Linked DNA regions of Homo sapiens: region 2 is linked to region 1. The links are chromatin loops, found by intact Hi-C in ENCODE. Cell type or tissue: tibial artery. All regions are shown on one strand.

The links. A loop is a pair of places that touch in the nucleus more often than their neighbours do. Peaks named below come from ENCODE experiments on the same cell type or tissue, not always from the same donor. Only the 100,000 strongest peaks of a DNase experiment are listed, where the experiment ranks them.
Region 2: a loop joins it to region 1, with 2.2 times the contacts of the local background. A loop is called at or near these places in 3 of 110 quality-filtered maps.

Annotation. Positions count from the first base shown.
Region 1 is chr19:37,400,240-37,408,239 of GRCh38, forward strand. No RefSeq gene overlaps it. Among named protein-coding and RNA genes, the nearest start is that of ZNF527, 33 kb to the left of the region's middle. In tibial artery, no CTCF peak of the experiment used is centred here; a DNase peak (open chromatin) is centred at 3,579.
Region 2 is chr19:37,450,708-37,458,707 of GRCh38, forward strand. All of the region lies in intron 2 of ZNF569 (zinc finger protein 569), which reads right to left. Among named protein-coding and RNA genes, the nearest start is that of ZNF569, 13 kb to the right of the region's middle. In tibial artery, no CTCF peak of the experiment used is centred here; no DNase peak of the experiment used is centred here.

The DNA.
Region 1 (8,000 bases):
TTTTTTTTGTGTGTACAAATCCAACTTTACCCCTCTACAGTTACCTAGTTTCCAATGATCATTTACAAATAATTCAACATTTGCCACATATTTGAAATGTCACCTTTAACATATACCTAATTACTACATGTATTTGGGTACATTCATGTATTTCCTATTCTGTTGCAATAATTTGTTCAAGTCTACTGTCTGCTTGTTTCTTGAGAGAAGAGTTTTGAAATCTCTGCTATAATTATGAATTTGTCCATTTCTCTTTTTTTGTTCCATCAGTTTTTGCTTCATGTATTTTGGAGTTTTTTTGACTAAATGCATAAACGTTTGGGATTGTTATGTACTGTTAATTGATCCTATTGTTACAAAATGACATTCTTTGTCCCTGTTAATATTCTTAGCTCTCAAATCTACTTTGATAGTGGTATATCTACTCCAGCTTAGTATTTTTTAATTTTTCAGACTGGGTCTTGCTCTGTCACCCAGGCTCGAGCCCAGTGGTGCAATCACAGCTCACTGCAGCCTCGACCTCTGGGCTCAAGTGATCCTCTCACCTCACCCTTCGGAGTAGCTGGAACCACAGGCACACACCACCATGCCTGGCTAATTTTTTGATTTTTTATAAAGACGAGGTCTCCCTGTGTTGCCAGGCTGGTCTTAAACTGGGCTCCTGCCTCAGCCTCCCAAAGTGTTAGGTTTACAGGCGTGAGCCACAGCACCTGGTCTACTTCAGCTTTTTAAAATTAGCATTAGCATGGTATATCTTTTTCTTTTTTTTTGTTTTGCTTTTAACCTATTTATATTTTAATATAACCTTATTTATTATAATTTAAATATGACCTTTGTAATTTAAATATAACCTTTATAGTTAAAATGGGCATCATATAGTTGGGTGTTTTTTTAATTCAGCCTGAAGATCTCTGTTTATTGGGATGTTTAGACCATTTACACATTTTATATAATTTATTGAGTAAAAATCACATAATATGAAAGTAATCATTTTAAAGTGAACAATTCAGTGGCATTTAGTACATTCACAGTGTTGTGCAATAGCCACTTCTAATTCCAAAACACTTCGATCATTCCAAAGGAAAACCTCTTACCAATTAAGCACTTTCTCCCCCATTCTCCCCTTCCTCTATTCCCTAGTAACCACTAATCTGTGTTCTTTCTCTATGGATTTATTTATTTTAGGTATTTCATATAAATTGAATCATGCAATATGTAACCTTTTGTATCTACTTTCTTTAGCATAATGTTTTGCAGCTTCATCCATGTTGTGGCGTTATGCATACTCCATTCTTTTTTATGGCTGAATAATATTCCATTGCATGAATTACCACACTGGTAATTTTGTCTATTTGGTAACTTTCATCTATTTGGTAACCTGGTAACTTTATTCATCTGTTGATGGACATCTGGGTTATTTCCACCTTGTGGCTATTGTAAATAGTGCTGCTATGAACATGTGTGTGCATGGTCTTGTATTCAGTTCTTTTGGGTATATACCTAGGGGTAGAATTATTAAGTCATACGGTAATTCAATGTTTAGCTTTCTGAGGAACTGCCAAATTGTTTTCTACAGTGGCTGAACTATTTTACATTCCCACCAGCAATGTATCAGTTTTCCAATATCTTCACATCCTCACTAACACCCAGTTTCCTTTTTTTGATTATTGCCATTCTAGTAGATGTGAAGTGGTACCTTATTGTGGTTTTCATTTACATTTCACTAATGACTAATAAGGTCAAACATCTTTTCATATGCTTACTGGTCATTTGTATATCTTCTTTGGCTAGATGTCTACTCATGTCTTTTACCCAAAGTCTAATTTTGTTGTTTGTCTTTTCATTGTTGAGTCATAAAGAGATCTTAATATGTATTAGATAATAGACCTTTATCCTATACCTAATTTGCAAATATTTTCCTCCATCTTTAGGCTATCTTTTTACTGTCTTCATAATGTCCTGTGATGCATCACAGTTTCTAATGTTTATGAAGTGCAGTTTAACAAATGAGATGTGAGCAAAAGGGATGAGTGTAATTTCTGGACTGCAACCCTAGAAAGCACTGTGCCTGCTTCCTCTGCCCTCTCCTGCCCTATTGGCTGGGAGATGCTGAGAGTTTTAACATCCCCCTTTGCCCCAAAGATGGATACTACTCACTATGGAAGGCAGAGCTATCCCACCAGCCCTGGACTGCTCAGCCCTAGATTCTTACACGAGGTACAAATAAATATATGGTATTCAGGTCATTGAATATGTATTTTGGGGTCTTTACTATATCAGCTTAACCTATACTCTAATTTTACAACTCCAGTGTGCCATACAAATAGTACCATTTTCTGGTTGTGCCATGATGAAGGCTGGGAAGCACTATGACCTGGACCATTTGTTCTTGGTCCCTTTTGCTGACCCTTCCTTCTCACTGCCATCAAGAGGGCAATCCTTTCCTCCACACCATCCAGGTAATTAGCTTATAGTGGTCCCAAAGATAAAGGTCGAATACCCCAGCTCTTGCAGAAAATTTGAGCATATGTTGGCCATAGGAAGCCATTGCCTTGCCTTGGGTAGCACCTGGGATAAAGGTTGGTGAGCCCTGGTGCTGGAAATCCCCAAATATGGCCCCTTCCAGGGGCCCGACACCCATGAAAGACTGTACTTGCATCATGGGTTGTCCTGACATAGAGTTCCCTCTCCCTTCCTAGCTGGGAGTCAGGAGTTCCACCTCCTCCAAAGACAGACATTTTCATTGTTGTTCCCTCAAGTCCTCACGGTCACTTTCTCCTGCTCTGGCTGGCTTGGGACAAAACTGAACCTCCCAGTTTATCTTCCAGCCTCTGAGCTCCGTTATGATACAGTGAGCTGCCAAAATTAAGGTGAACTGCAGATCTAACTTCTTTGCTTGTCGGTCCCCTTGGACATGCATCCTCAGAGCGCTCCTCTCCCAGGAGGAGCCTCCCACCCCTGGGGCTTCCTCACAGCAGCACCTTCGAGCTGAGGTGGTGGGCAGGAGCTCCTTGGAACCCTCCCTTCCTCCATCCGAAGAGCTTGTTCCTTTCCACCTCTGACTTCGGTGTCCTCTGCTCCTCCTCTCCCGGCATCGCCCCTTCCCTGTGCAGGGGCAGCGATTGGGGCCTCAGCCTTAGTTCTTCCAGCTGGACCCTGGGATGGTGCGGGGCTGTGGCTCTGGGAAGTATCTTGGCCTGCACGCGGTTTACATCATTGGGAGCACAGGCCTCGCCCTCCGAACTACGAGGCCCAGAGCCCTTCGCGCCGAGCGTTTCCCGCCTTTCCCCTGTCTCAAGTCATTGCCCAGAGGCCACTGCGGGCCGTTCCTGCCTGTCCGTGGAGCTGCGGCCCCCGTGTTCCCAGGGTGAACGAGCACGTGCGAGGCGGTGGTGCTTGTATCCGGGATAACCAGGTAGGGCGGCTGCATGCTTCATAGAGGCCAGCCTGTGCCGACCGGGAGCTGTAGGACGGTCTGTGTCTGGGGCTGCTTATGGGTATTCGCGTGCGTCTGCCGGTGCGCGGTCCGAGCCTACTCACGAGAGCGTGTGTGTGTCTTCTGTCTCGTGTTGCTATGAGGTTTGCATCTGTGTGGCTGGAATAGCTTGTTTGTGGGGGCCCGCGCGTGACCTGTGTGTGCGTTACTGTGTGTGTCTCAGGCAGGATAGTGACGGGCCGTGTGACTGTGACGCCATCATCAGGTTGGTGAGATGGCGTGACCGCGTGCTGCCTATCAGTCTCCTGTATGTTCCTCCACCATCTATCTTGATATTCAGCCTGTGATAGTCTTTGGTCAGCTTCCATGCCTGGGAGGCTTTTTTGGCCAGCCACGCCCGGCTGTTAAATTGTGACAAAGTGGTATAAAGCACTGCTTGCACAGGGTCATGGATTAAAAGGGTAACGTCTGGGCCAGGCGCGGTGGCTCACGCCTGTAATCCCATCACTTTAGGAGGCCGAGGCAGGCGGATCACGAGGTCAAGAGTTTGAGACCAGCATGGCCAACATGCTGAAACCCCGTCTCTACTAAGAATACAAAAATTAGCCGGGCGTGGTGTCGGGCGCCTGTAGTCCCAGCTACTTGGGAGGCTGAGGCAGGAGAATGGCGTGAACCCAGGAGGCGGAGCTTGCAGTGAGCCGAGATCGCGCCACTGCACTCCAGCCTGGGGGACAGAGCAAGACTCTGTCCCGGAAAAAAAGAAAAAAAAAAGGTAACGTCTTCCAACAAGGGATGTGGTATTACTTTTGCTGGATCACATGTCTTATCTACCTTTTTGGAGATAATTTGTATGTAAGTAACACATACATAAGTATTATTTCTTTTTACAATAGGCCACCTTGTATTATTTTTAACCTCTCCCTCATAGCATCACTCCCTCTGTTCCTCTCTTCCTGCAGAGGTAACTACTATAATGGATTAGAAAAGTATCCTTCCCGTATATTTCCTTAGAATTTTAGTGCATATATCCCTAAACAATATTTTCTGGATTTCATTAATGCCGAAGTGTAAATTTTAACATTCGGATATCAGAATACATCTTACGGTTGCTAAAGTGTCGTATTTTAATGATGTATTTCTTACTTGCACATGAAATAATAGTGTGTCAATAATTGATAACATCTTAGCATCCTTGAAATATAGTATTACTGTTTTGCCTGATTTTGAAATGTATTTAAGTATTATATAATATATATTCTTCTACAGCTTGCTTTTTACCTTCAACATATTTGTGCAATTTATTTGTGCTTGATATTTATAGCTTTGTTTATAAAACAATGGTAATTGTTTTATAAATAATCTATTTTCATTCTCCTGTTGGTAGATACTACAGTGTCGCTATAACACTGCTGTTAATGTGTGAAAGAGGTTTTATTGGTTCATACCTAGAAGTGAATTTTTTGGGAGTTGGCGGTATAGTTGTCCTCAGCCTCACTAATATTGTTAGTTAACATTCCCACTATTAATGTATGAGTTCATTTTTCCATTTGATTCTTTCCTTCACCAATCCCTATTGTCAGGTGTTTTTTCCAAAGACTAATTTTTTTAGAGCAATTTTAGGTTCACAACAAAATTAGGCAGAAAGTACAGAGATTTTCCATATGCCTTCCCCCAAAACCTGGATGGCCTCCCCCATTCTCAACACCTCCCATCAGTGTGGTATATTTGTTATAACTGATGAATCTACATTGATACATTGTTATCACTCAAAGTCCATAGGGTTCACTGTTGGTGTTGTACAGTCCATACAGCATAAACCTGTAGCATAGAAGTTTTGGCATGCTCCCTGGGGCGAACCACAAGTCAAAGGGTGAAGTGGGAGAGGGAAGAAAAAACTGAACCTGTCATAATCCCTATCACTCAGTGTTTTTAAGATAATCCTTTCCCCAAATTGTACTTTCATCTACACAAAACTATGCAGGGTCAATTCATGAGACTCACCACTTGCTCTACAGTATGATTTCCAATCTTTTAGTCAAAGGAAGCACAGGTCTCTGAGTCTGTTGAAGAGATTCAAATCCTAAACACAACTCAGCCTGGTTGTGGCCCTGGTCATTTTAATTTTTATATTCTGTCTCTCTTAAATAGAGACAAGGTCTCTCCCTCTCTTTTATTTTATATATATATGTATACATATTTTTATTATACTTTAAGTTTTAGGGTACATGTGCACAACGTGCAGGTTTGTTACATATGTATACATGTGCCATGTTGGTGTGCTGCACCCATTAACTCATCATTTAGCATTAGGTATACCTCCTAATGCTATCCCTCCCCTCTCCCCCCACCCCACAACAGTCCCCGGTGTGTGATGTTCCCCTTCCTGTGTATGTTACATATGTATACATGTGCCATGTTGGTGTGCTGCACCCATTAACTCATCATTTATATTAGGTATATCTCCCAATGCTATCCCTCCCCCATCCCCCCACCCCACAACAGGCCCCAGTGTGTGATGTTCCCCTGCCTGTGTCCAAGTGTTCTCGTCGTTCAAGTCTCACCTATGAGTGAGAACATGCAGTGTTTGGTTTTTTGTCCTTGCGATAGTTTGCTGAGAATGATGGTTTTCAGCTTCATCCATGTCCCTACAAAGGACATGAACTCATTTTTAATGGCTGCATAGTATTCCATGGTGTATATGTGCCACATTTTCTTAATCCAGTCTATCATTGTTGGACATTTGGGTTGCTTCCAAGTCTTTGCTATTGTGAGTAGTGCCGCAATAAACATATGTGTGCATGTGTCTTTATACCAGCATGATTTATATTCCTTTGGGTATATACCCAGTAATGGGATGGCTGGGTCAAATGGTATTTCTAGTTCTAGATCCCTGAGGAATCGCCACACTGTCTTCTACAATGGTTGAACTAGTTTACAGTCCCACAAAGAGTGTAAAAGTGTTCCAATTTCTCTACATCTTCTCCAGCACCTGTTGTTTCCTGACTTTTTAATGATTGCCATTCTAACTGGTGTGAGATGATATCTCATTGTGGTTTTGATTTGCATTTCTCTGATGGCCAGTGATGATGAGCATTTTTTCATGTGTCTGTTCGCTGCATAAATGTCTTCTTTGGAGAAGTGTCTGTTCATATCCTTTGCCCACTTTTTGATGGGGTTGTTTTTTTCTTGTAAATTTGTTTGAGTTCGTTGTAGATTCTGGATATTAGCCCTTTGTCAGATGAGTAGATTGCAAAAATTTTCTCCCATTCTGTAGGTTGTCTGTTCACTCTGGTGGTAGTTTCTTTTGCTGTGCAGAAGCTCTTTAGTTTAATTAGATCCCATTTGTCAATTTTGGCTTTTGTTGCCATTGCTTGTGGTGTTTTAGACATGAAGTCCTTGCCCATGCCTATGTCCTGAATGGTATTGACTAGGTTTTCTTCTAGGGTTTTTATGGTTTTAGGTCTAACATTTAAGTCTTTAATCCATCTTCTCCCTCTCTTTTAAATAGAAACAGGGTCTCACTCTCTTGTCCAGGCTGGAGCACAGTGGCATGACCATAGCTCACTGCAGCCTCGAACTCAAAGAACTCCCAGCCTCTACTGATCCTTCCACCTCAGCCTCCCAAGTAGCTGCACCACCATGTCCAGCTATTTTTTTTTTTTTTTAACTTGTAGAGACAGGGTTGTGACTTGTTGTTCAGGCTGGTCTTAAACTCCTGAGCTCAAGCAATCTTCCCACCTTGGCCTTTCAAAGTGCTGGGAATACGAGTGTGAGCCACCGCGCTGGGACTCATTTAATTTTATAAAGAACATATATTCTACCACCCTATTCTACTGTCAGAATTTTATTAAAATTACCTGTGTTCTTTTCATACCATAGATTAGACCTAAAATGGATTCCCACTTCACCCCCTACTGCTGCTTTGATTCCTGTTTCCCTGCACATACAGTGGGCCACACCTGCAAAAATCACAAGGCTGACTTCAGGAATCAGTTTTGATCTTCGCTGTTGTACCTTAAAATTTTTTTTAACTTTTATTTTAGATTCAGGGAGTACATGTACAGGTTTGTTACATGGATATATTGCATGATACTGAGGTTTGGGGTACAAATGATCCTGTCACCCAGATGGTGAGCATGGTACCCACTAGGTAGTTTTTTAGCCCTTACCCCACTCCATCCCTCCCCCCAGTAGTCCCCATTGTCTATTGTTCCCATCTTTATGTCCATGTGTACCCATGTAGTACCCTTATTAACTGTGTTGTGGAGCTTACACATGAGAAAGGCACTTTCTTGGATTCGTGTACATGGCTCAAGAGAAAATGGTTAGAACTGATAGAGACCCTGCCAGGCCGGTAGCTCATGCCTGTAATCCCAGCACTTTGGGAGGGCGAAGGCGGGTTAATCACTTGAGGTCGGGAGTTTGAGAACTGATAGAGACCTTAATTACCTGGTCGCTGTTTTTTCAACTGGGATTCCAGGAAGGAATCTCTGGTTAGATCCCACAGTATTCACAACTGATCCTTCCTGCTGTTGACTGATGGGAGCAAAGCTCCACCCAGATT
Region 2 (8,000 bases), 50 kb after region 1:
GTAAAGTTAGTTGTTTATTTGAGATCTTTCTTCTTTTATCAGGTAAGAGCTTATCCATATGAATTTACCTCTCAGTTCTGCTTTTGCTGCAACTTATAAGTTTTGGTATGTTGTGTTTTTGTTTGCCTCAAGGTATTTTCTAATTTCATTTTTTATTTCTCGTTTGACCCAATGGTTATTCAAGATTATGTTCATTTCAATATACTTCTGGATTTCTTGGTTTTCCTTGTTATATTGATTTCTAGTTTCATTCTACTGTGGTCAGAAAATATATTTGGTATGATTTAGATATTTTAAAATTTTTTAACATTTGTTTTGTGATCTAATATATGATGCATTATGGAGAAATGTCCATGTGTACTGGAGAAGAATATGTATTCTACAGCTGTTGGGTATAAAGTTGTGTAGATGGCCAGGCACGGTGGCTCATGCCTGTAATCCCAGCACTTTGGGAGGCTGAGGCAGGCAGATCACCTGAGGTCAGGAGTTCGAGACCAGCCTGGATAACATGTTGAAACCCTGTCTCTGCTAAAAATACAAAAATTAGCTGGGCATGGTGGTGGACACCTGTAATCTCAGCTACTCGGGAGGCTGAGGCAGGAGAATCACTTGAACCCGGGAGGCGGAGGTTGCAGTGAGCCGAGATCGTGCCACTGCACTCCAGCCTGGGTGACAGAGCAAGACCCCATCTGAAAAAAAAAAAAAAAAAAAAGTTCTGTATATGTCTCTCAGATCCATTAGGTCTACAGTGTTATTCAAGTCAAATGTTTCCTTATTGATTTGTCAGGAAGTTCTGTCCATTATTAATGGACAGAAAGTGGGGTATTAAAGTCTCCTATTATATTGTATTGCTGTATATTTCTCCCTTCAATTTTGCCAGTGTTTCTTTTACATATTAGATGTCCTGGTGTTGGGTGCATATATATTTATAATCATTCTATCTTCCCAGTGGGTTGACCTATTATCATTATAAAATGTCCTTCCTTGTCTCTTGTGACAGTTTTTTACTTAAATCCTATTTTATCTGACATATGTATAGCTACCCCGCTGTCTTTTGGTTACCATTTGCATGGATCATCTTTTTCCATCCCGCACCTTCAGCCTATGTGTGCCGTTAAGATCTGAAGTGAGCTTTTTGTAGACAGCATATAGTTGGGTCTTGTTTATATATCCATTCAGCCACTCTGTTTCTTGATTGGGGAGTTTAATGTGCGTTTCCTGTAATTATTGCTAGGGAAGAATTTACTATTGCTATTTTGTTAGTTGCTTTATGTTAGTCTTCTTCCTTCATCTCTTCTCTCTTGCAGTCTCCCTTTGTGTTTTGTTAGTTTTTTGTATTGATATGCTTTGACTTCTTTCTCTTTTGTGTAGCCTCTATGGGTAATTTCTGGCATATGTAGTTAGTTTGGGGCTTACATAAAATATAGATGTAACAGTCTATTTTGAGCTGGTAACAAACTTAAGTTTAATCACATACAAAAACTCTTCATTTTAAATTCTCCTGCCCACATTTGGTTATAACTGTCACAATTCACATCTATTCACAGTGTATCTTTTAACATATTTCATATCTATTTTTAATACTTTTGTCTTTTAACTTTCATAGTAGAATTAAAAGTTATTTACCCACCACCATTATGGTAATGCAGTATTCTGTATTTACATATATATTTACCTCTATCAATGAGTTTCATACTTTTCTATACTGTCTTTTTGCTGTTTGGTGTTTTTTCATTTCTATTTGAAAACTCCCTTTAGCATTTTTTATAAGGCAGGTCTAGTGGTGATGCTTTGGTTTGGGAAAGTCTTTCTCTCATCATCATTTTTAAAGGATAGTTTTGCCAAGTATAGTATTCCGGGTTGGCAGAGATTTTTTTGTTATTGTTGTTTGTTTTGTCTGTTTGATCTTTCAGCTCTTTGAATATATCATTCTACTCTGTTCTCGCCTGCAAAGTTTCTGCTGAAAAAAATCCCTTAATAGTCCTATAGATGTTCCCTTGTATGTGACAAGTTGCTTTTCTCTTGCTGCTTTCAAAATTCTGTGTTTGACTTTTGACAATTTGCTATAATGCATCTTGGTATGGGTTTGTTTCATTTTATTTTGTGTCCTTTGTGCTTCCTGAATCTGGATGTTCGTTTCCTTCCCCAGCTTTGGGGAGTTTTCAGCCATTACTTTTAAAATAAGCTTTCTGGTCCTTTTTCTCTATTTTCTCCTGAGATTCCCATAATGCATATATTAGTCTGCTTGATGGTATTCTATAACCCACTTAAGCCTTCTTCACTCTTTTTCATTATTTTTTATTATCACTCCCCTGACTGAATTATTTCTAATGGCTTGTCTTCCAGTTTGCTAATCCTTTCTTCTGCTTTATTTAGTCTGATGTTGAATCCTTCTAGTGAATTTTTCAGCCAATTCTCTGGAGAGCCCACAAAGAAAAGATGGCGTACTGGTTGCACAAACCAACCCCTTCTCTCCCCTGGATGAGTTAGGGCATCTCTTCCTGACTGTCTGGTACTGTACCAGGGGCAGTATCTCCAGCAACAGGGTATCCTGAATCTCCCTACTAGCTTCACTAGTCTTGTTTCATGTTCTCTCAGGATGCAACAGCCTTTACAATTAGTTTCTGATTTCTCACAAACAGAATTTGTCTGTGAATTGTTGCTGAATTAGTATTTTGGGAAGGTGAGGAAGGGTCCAAGTCTTCCTACACCACCATCTTGCTGATGTCACCCCCCACTCCTTCATTTTGAAGGGGTATTTTTGCTTGGTGTGAAATCCTGGATTGACAGTTTTTCTGCACTTTAAAAATGATTCTCCCTTGTCTTCTTGCTTGCATGGTCTCTGATAATAGATCTGCTATATGTAATTCTTATTCTTGTTCCTCAATAGACAATTTTTTTCTTGTTATCTTCAAGATTTTCCTTTTATTTTTAGTTTCCAGCAGTTTAAATATAATATGTGTAGATGTGTTTTAAAATTTTGTTTTGGTATTTATCTCTGAGCTTCTTGGACCTATGGTTTCGTGTCACTAACTTGGAAAATTCTCAGCCATCATTTATTTAAATACTTTTCTTCCATCTCTGCTCCAATTACCCATCAGGTCCATTTCATATAAGTCATAGTTATCTTAAATTCCTGTTGGGTTGTTGCAATACCTATGTCATAACTAAGTCAGTTATGATTATTGCTTTGTCTCTTTGAAGTATGTTTTTTCTTTTTCTTCTTGCCTTTTTATATGCCTCATAATCTTCATTGAAGGCTGTACATCTTGGATAGTACAGTAGATATGAAGGTTAAGAAGTTTTTACACTTAAACATGAGTATGTCTTTTCTTCTGCTAGGTTTTTAACATGGGGGGTTATGCTGGTCTATTCAATAGCTGGACAGGGTTTGAGGTTTGTCATTGCTGTGGTTACACTGAGTGTACCCCAGGCTTCAATAATATCCTCTAATAATATCTGTGTTTAAGGTAAGGGTTGATTTCCCATGGTTGTTTTCTCAATGCATGTTTCTCCCTTAGTTTTGGGTGTTCCATTTGTGCTGCTCCCCAGAGAGAATCTCTCTTGCAGGCTTCCTAGCTGTACTCTACTATTGCTTCTATTTGATTCTTGTTATCTTGGTGGGGGTTGAGTAGACGGAGGGATAGCATTCTCTTATGATCTCACTAAGCCTCAGTCTTAGGCAGACACCATATCCCTAAGTCTTGGGGATGTGGCCTTCACAAGTGCTCTTGCCGCTCTGCCAGCTGTAGTGCTAGTCCTAGAGCATATTCCTCCCCTACTCCCAGAGATATTACTTTTTTTCAGGTCCCTTTCCTAAACTGCAATAGCTTTCTACAAGTCTCCTAAGGCAACTGTTTTTGCTGCTCTTCATTATGCAGTGATAGGGAAGATGGGTTTGGGCTGCTGTTGCCCTCCCCCAGCTAACACCACAAGGAAAGGCTTCTCAGGATTCACTCCCATCTTCCCTATGAGTGCCTGTTGGGATTCCCAGAGGAAAAGCCTACAAGAGACTGCAACCCCCACCTCCCTAATTTTGCAAGTCCCCCAGTGGTTTCACACTTTCATTAGCTGACATTCACACTTTAAAAATTTGTTTAAAAACTTGATAGCTGTATTTTCTTACTGGCTTATATGGTGTCTGGCAGAGTCCATCCCAGGTAAGTAAAGCTTGAGTCCTGTTTCTCTCAGCTGGCATCTTTCTTTCCCCAGATTTAAGATTACTTGGTTGCCCTGTGACCTCAGTTCTCTGAAGGGTCCTAGAAAAATTATTTTGTAGTTTGTCCATTTCCTTGTTGTACGGTAGAAGTTTGTAGTTTCCTTGTTGTAATGATTGAAGCAAAGTTCTTTCCAGCTGTTTACATCCCTAAGGAGAAACCCAAAGTCCCCTCATTACAATAAACTTTTGAGAAGTCCTTCAGTTTATTTTGTCATGGGGCTCAAAAATACCTTGCAAATAAAGTTAGGATTAGGATAACAGTTTAAAGTCAAGTAAATTAGCTAGGATGGAGTGGGAGTGGGAAAGCATTACAAGCAAAGCAGTAGCAATTGGTAAGGCCTCAGAAAAGACGGAATTCAGTATACTGGAGGAACTCAACTTTAAGCTAATTGAGGAAATACTTTAGAAATAAATTCACAAACTAAATGTTATATTCATAACAAATGTTATTTTTCTTTCCACTGCAAAGAACTTACTTCCAGCCATATCAATTTGTTTAGTTTCTGGACTATCATGCATGATTCCCTCCTGAAATGAGCTCTGATACAGTTAAAATGCTTACAGCAACTGCCATATCTACATAATAATATATATTTTTTAACACTCCACTTGCTTGAATCCACGTTTTGCCAAAAACCTAAAACTCATTGAAAGCTCTACACCTGGCAGCATCTCTCAAGGCAGAAATTCTCTAGTTAGCGTGAACTAACTCACAGACTGGGGATATGGCTCTGTGGTGGACAACAGTATTTTCTCCCCCACCCCCAACTCTTTCCTAGTCTTCTCTCCACTATTTCCATGTGTCCCCGGATTCCAGGTCCTACCACACCACTTTGCAACACATGTTTAAATCACAAGGGAAAAGGGCCAATGACACATGAAAGAAGGATATAAGGGCTGGACCCACTTATATAAGGGCACCCACTGATGGCTGGAAGAACAGCATTAAACTCTGTGGGTACCGCTCTATCTGGGATCTAAAGTTGCCAAAGCCAGTTGCAACTACAGGAATCAAAAATTTAATTTCTCAAAAGCTTCTTTACTTTGTTTTCTCTTTAATTTGGTTGGCATGTTTGAAAACATTTTTATTCTACTCTCATACTCAAATAATAATTTGGCTAACTGTAGGCTTCTCAGAAAAACAGTTTTTCCTTAGAAATTTAAAGCAATGTGACTTCACTTTGTGGCTCCAGTGACTTCTAGTGTTGCTGTACATTGACATTCTACTTCTAGATCATTCCAACTTTTTTTTTCCTCTGTAGAAAGTTTTTGGCCTTTCTTCTCTCTTATTGGTTTCCGATAGTTGGTGTGGGTTTTTCTCATTAATCGCACTGAGCTTTTGGTCAGTATATATCACGGACATACGGTCATTTCAATCCGTATATTTATTGTTCTCTTCTAGGAAATTTTCTTGCACGTTTTTGTTTTCATTTTCTCTACTTTCTCTTACGTATAATTCCTAAGAATAGGATGATCTATCCCTTAAACTGATCATCTAAGTGTCTTATATTTTATCTCTTAACATTTCTACTTCTCTCTTAGGGCCCGTATGTTTGAGAAGGAAGCTCCCACTTATGTTAGTTAAACATTAAGTCACAGAGCTCTCCATTAAGAAAACTTTTTCTTTAGACAGGGAGTTGAAGCTTCATAAAACAGTTTAACTGCCTCCTACTTTCCTTCCCTCTAGTTCACTCTAAACATACTTGTATGTATACATTCTAGAAATTTTCTTCCAAAATTTATTACTTTTAAAAACTCGAGGCCAGGCACAGTGGCTCACACCTGTAATCCCAGCACTTTGGGAGGCTGAGGTGGGCGGATCACAAGGTCAGGAGTTCGAGATTGGCCTCGCCAACATAGTGAAACCTCACCTCTCCTAAAAATACAAAAAATTAGCTGGGCATGGTGGCAGGCGCCTGTAATCCTAGCTACTCAGGAGGCTGAGGCAGGAGAATCGCTTGAACCCAGGAGGCGGAGGTTGCAGTGAGTCTAGATCGCGCCATTGCACTCCAGCCTGGGCAACAGAGGGAGACACCGTCTCAAAAAAAAAAAAACAAAAAACAAAAAACACAAAACTCAAACTACAAAAATGTTGGAAGATCAGTACAAAGAATACTTCTAAAACCCTTAATCTATATTCAGCATTGCCACATTTTTCTACCTCTCTTTCCTTCTCTAAAAACATATACACAAACTTCACGTTAACTCTTTCAGAATGTACCTCCAAAAACTAAGAAGCCTCCTACATAAACACAATGCCATTATCACACCAAAGATATTAAACATTCGTACAATAAAATATATTATCTCTATACTTCCCTAGTTGTCGCAACAATATCCTTTAAAACCAATTTTAAAATAAATTGAGGATTTAATCGAGAATTCTATACTTATAAAATGCATCTTAAGTAACACTCCCCTGTTTAAACTTCTTTTTTTCCCCTTGCCCAAAATTTACTGGCTTATGGTAACAGAGAAACTGAGGTATGTGGAAATATGAAAGAAAAAGAGAGTGATGGAATGTGGAATTGGTATATAATGTTTAAGAATAAACAAAATAACCATGGAATACTATGCAACCATAAAAAGGATAAGTTCATGTCCTTTGTAGGGACATGGATGAAGCTGGAAACCATCATTCTGAGCAAACTATCGCAAGGACAGAAAACCAAACACCACATGTTCTCACTCATGGATGGGAACTGAACAATGAGAACACTTGGACACAGGATGGGGAACATCACACACTGGGGCCTGTCATGGGGTTGGGGGAGGGGGGAGGGATAGCATTAGGAGATATACCTAATGTGAATGACGAGTTAATGGGTGCAGCACACGAACATGGGACATGTATACATATGTAACAAACCTGCATGTTGTGCACATGTACCCTAGAACTTAAAGTATTAAAAAAAAGAATAAACAAAATAAAACTGGAAAATCTTAGATATTTTTATATTCTTTTTTTTTGGAGACAGAGTCTCGCTCTGTTGCCCAAGCTGGAGGAGCGCATGGCTCGCTGCAGGCTTCATCTCCGAGATTCAAGTGATTCTCCCATCTCAGCCTCCCAAGTAGCTGGGACCACAGGCATGCACAACCATGCCTGGTTAATTTTGATATTTTTGGTAAAGATGGGGTTTTGCCATGTTGCCCAGGCTGGTCTTGAACACTTGGGCTCAAGTGATCTGCCCACCTTGGCCTCCCAAAGTGCTAGGATTATAGGCCTGAGCCACCATGCCCAGCCTGATATTTTTATATTCTTTATGGAGTCCTTTTTAAAAAGTGTATTTTATTTTAGATTCAAGGGGTACATGTGCTTGTTTGTTACATGAGTATTACCTTAAATTACTTCAATGACAACTTTTATAATTTTGTTTCTGAATACCTCATTAGCTTCATCTTTCACTCCTTGAAAGTAAACTCCAGCCATACATAATTACATACCTTTCTTAAAATATACAAAGCATTGCTCCTTAACAGTTACTGTATATTACGTTTCCATGCCTAAAAACTATCTCTTGATTGCTGATCATCAGTTCCTTCTTGCCTTTGACCAATACCTTCTTGTTCTTAAAGAGATCAGATTAAGAACAACTTTATCATTTGATTGGGATATCCGTCTATGTAGATCTATTTGTACTTCTGTATCTCATGAGCTTAACCATCTTGTGGCATTTATCACTCTGCCAGTGCACCCACTGATTTATCTAAGTAGGACTGTGAACCACTTATGGCAGGGACTGGTCATATGGTTTGATGTTTCATGGCCCAGCACAACCTA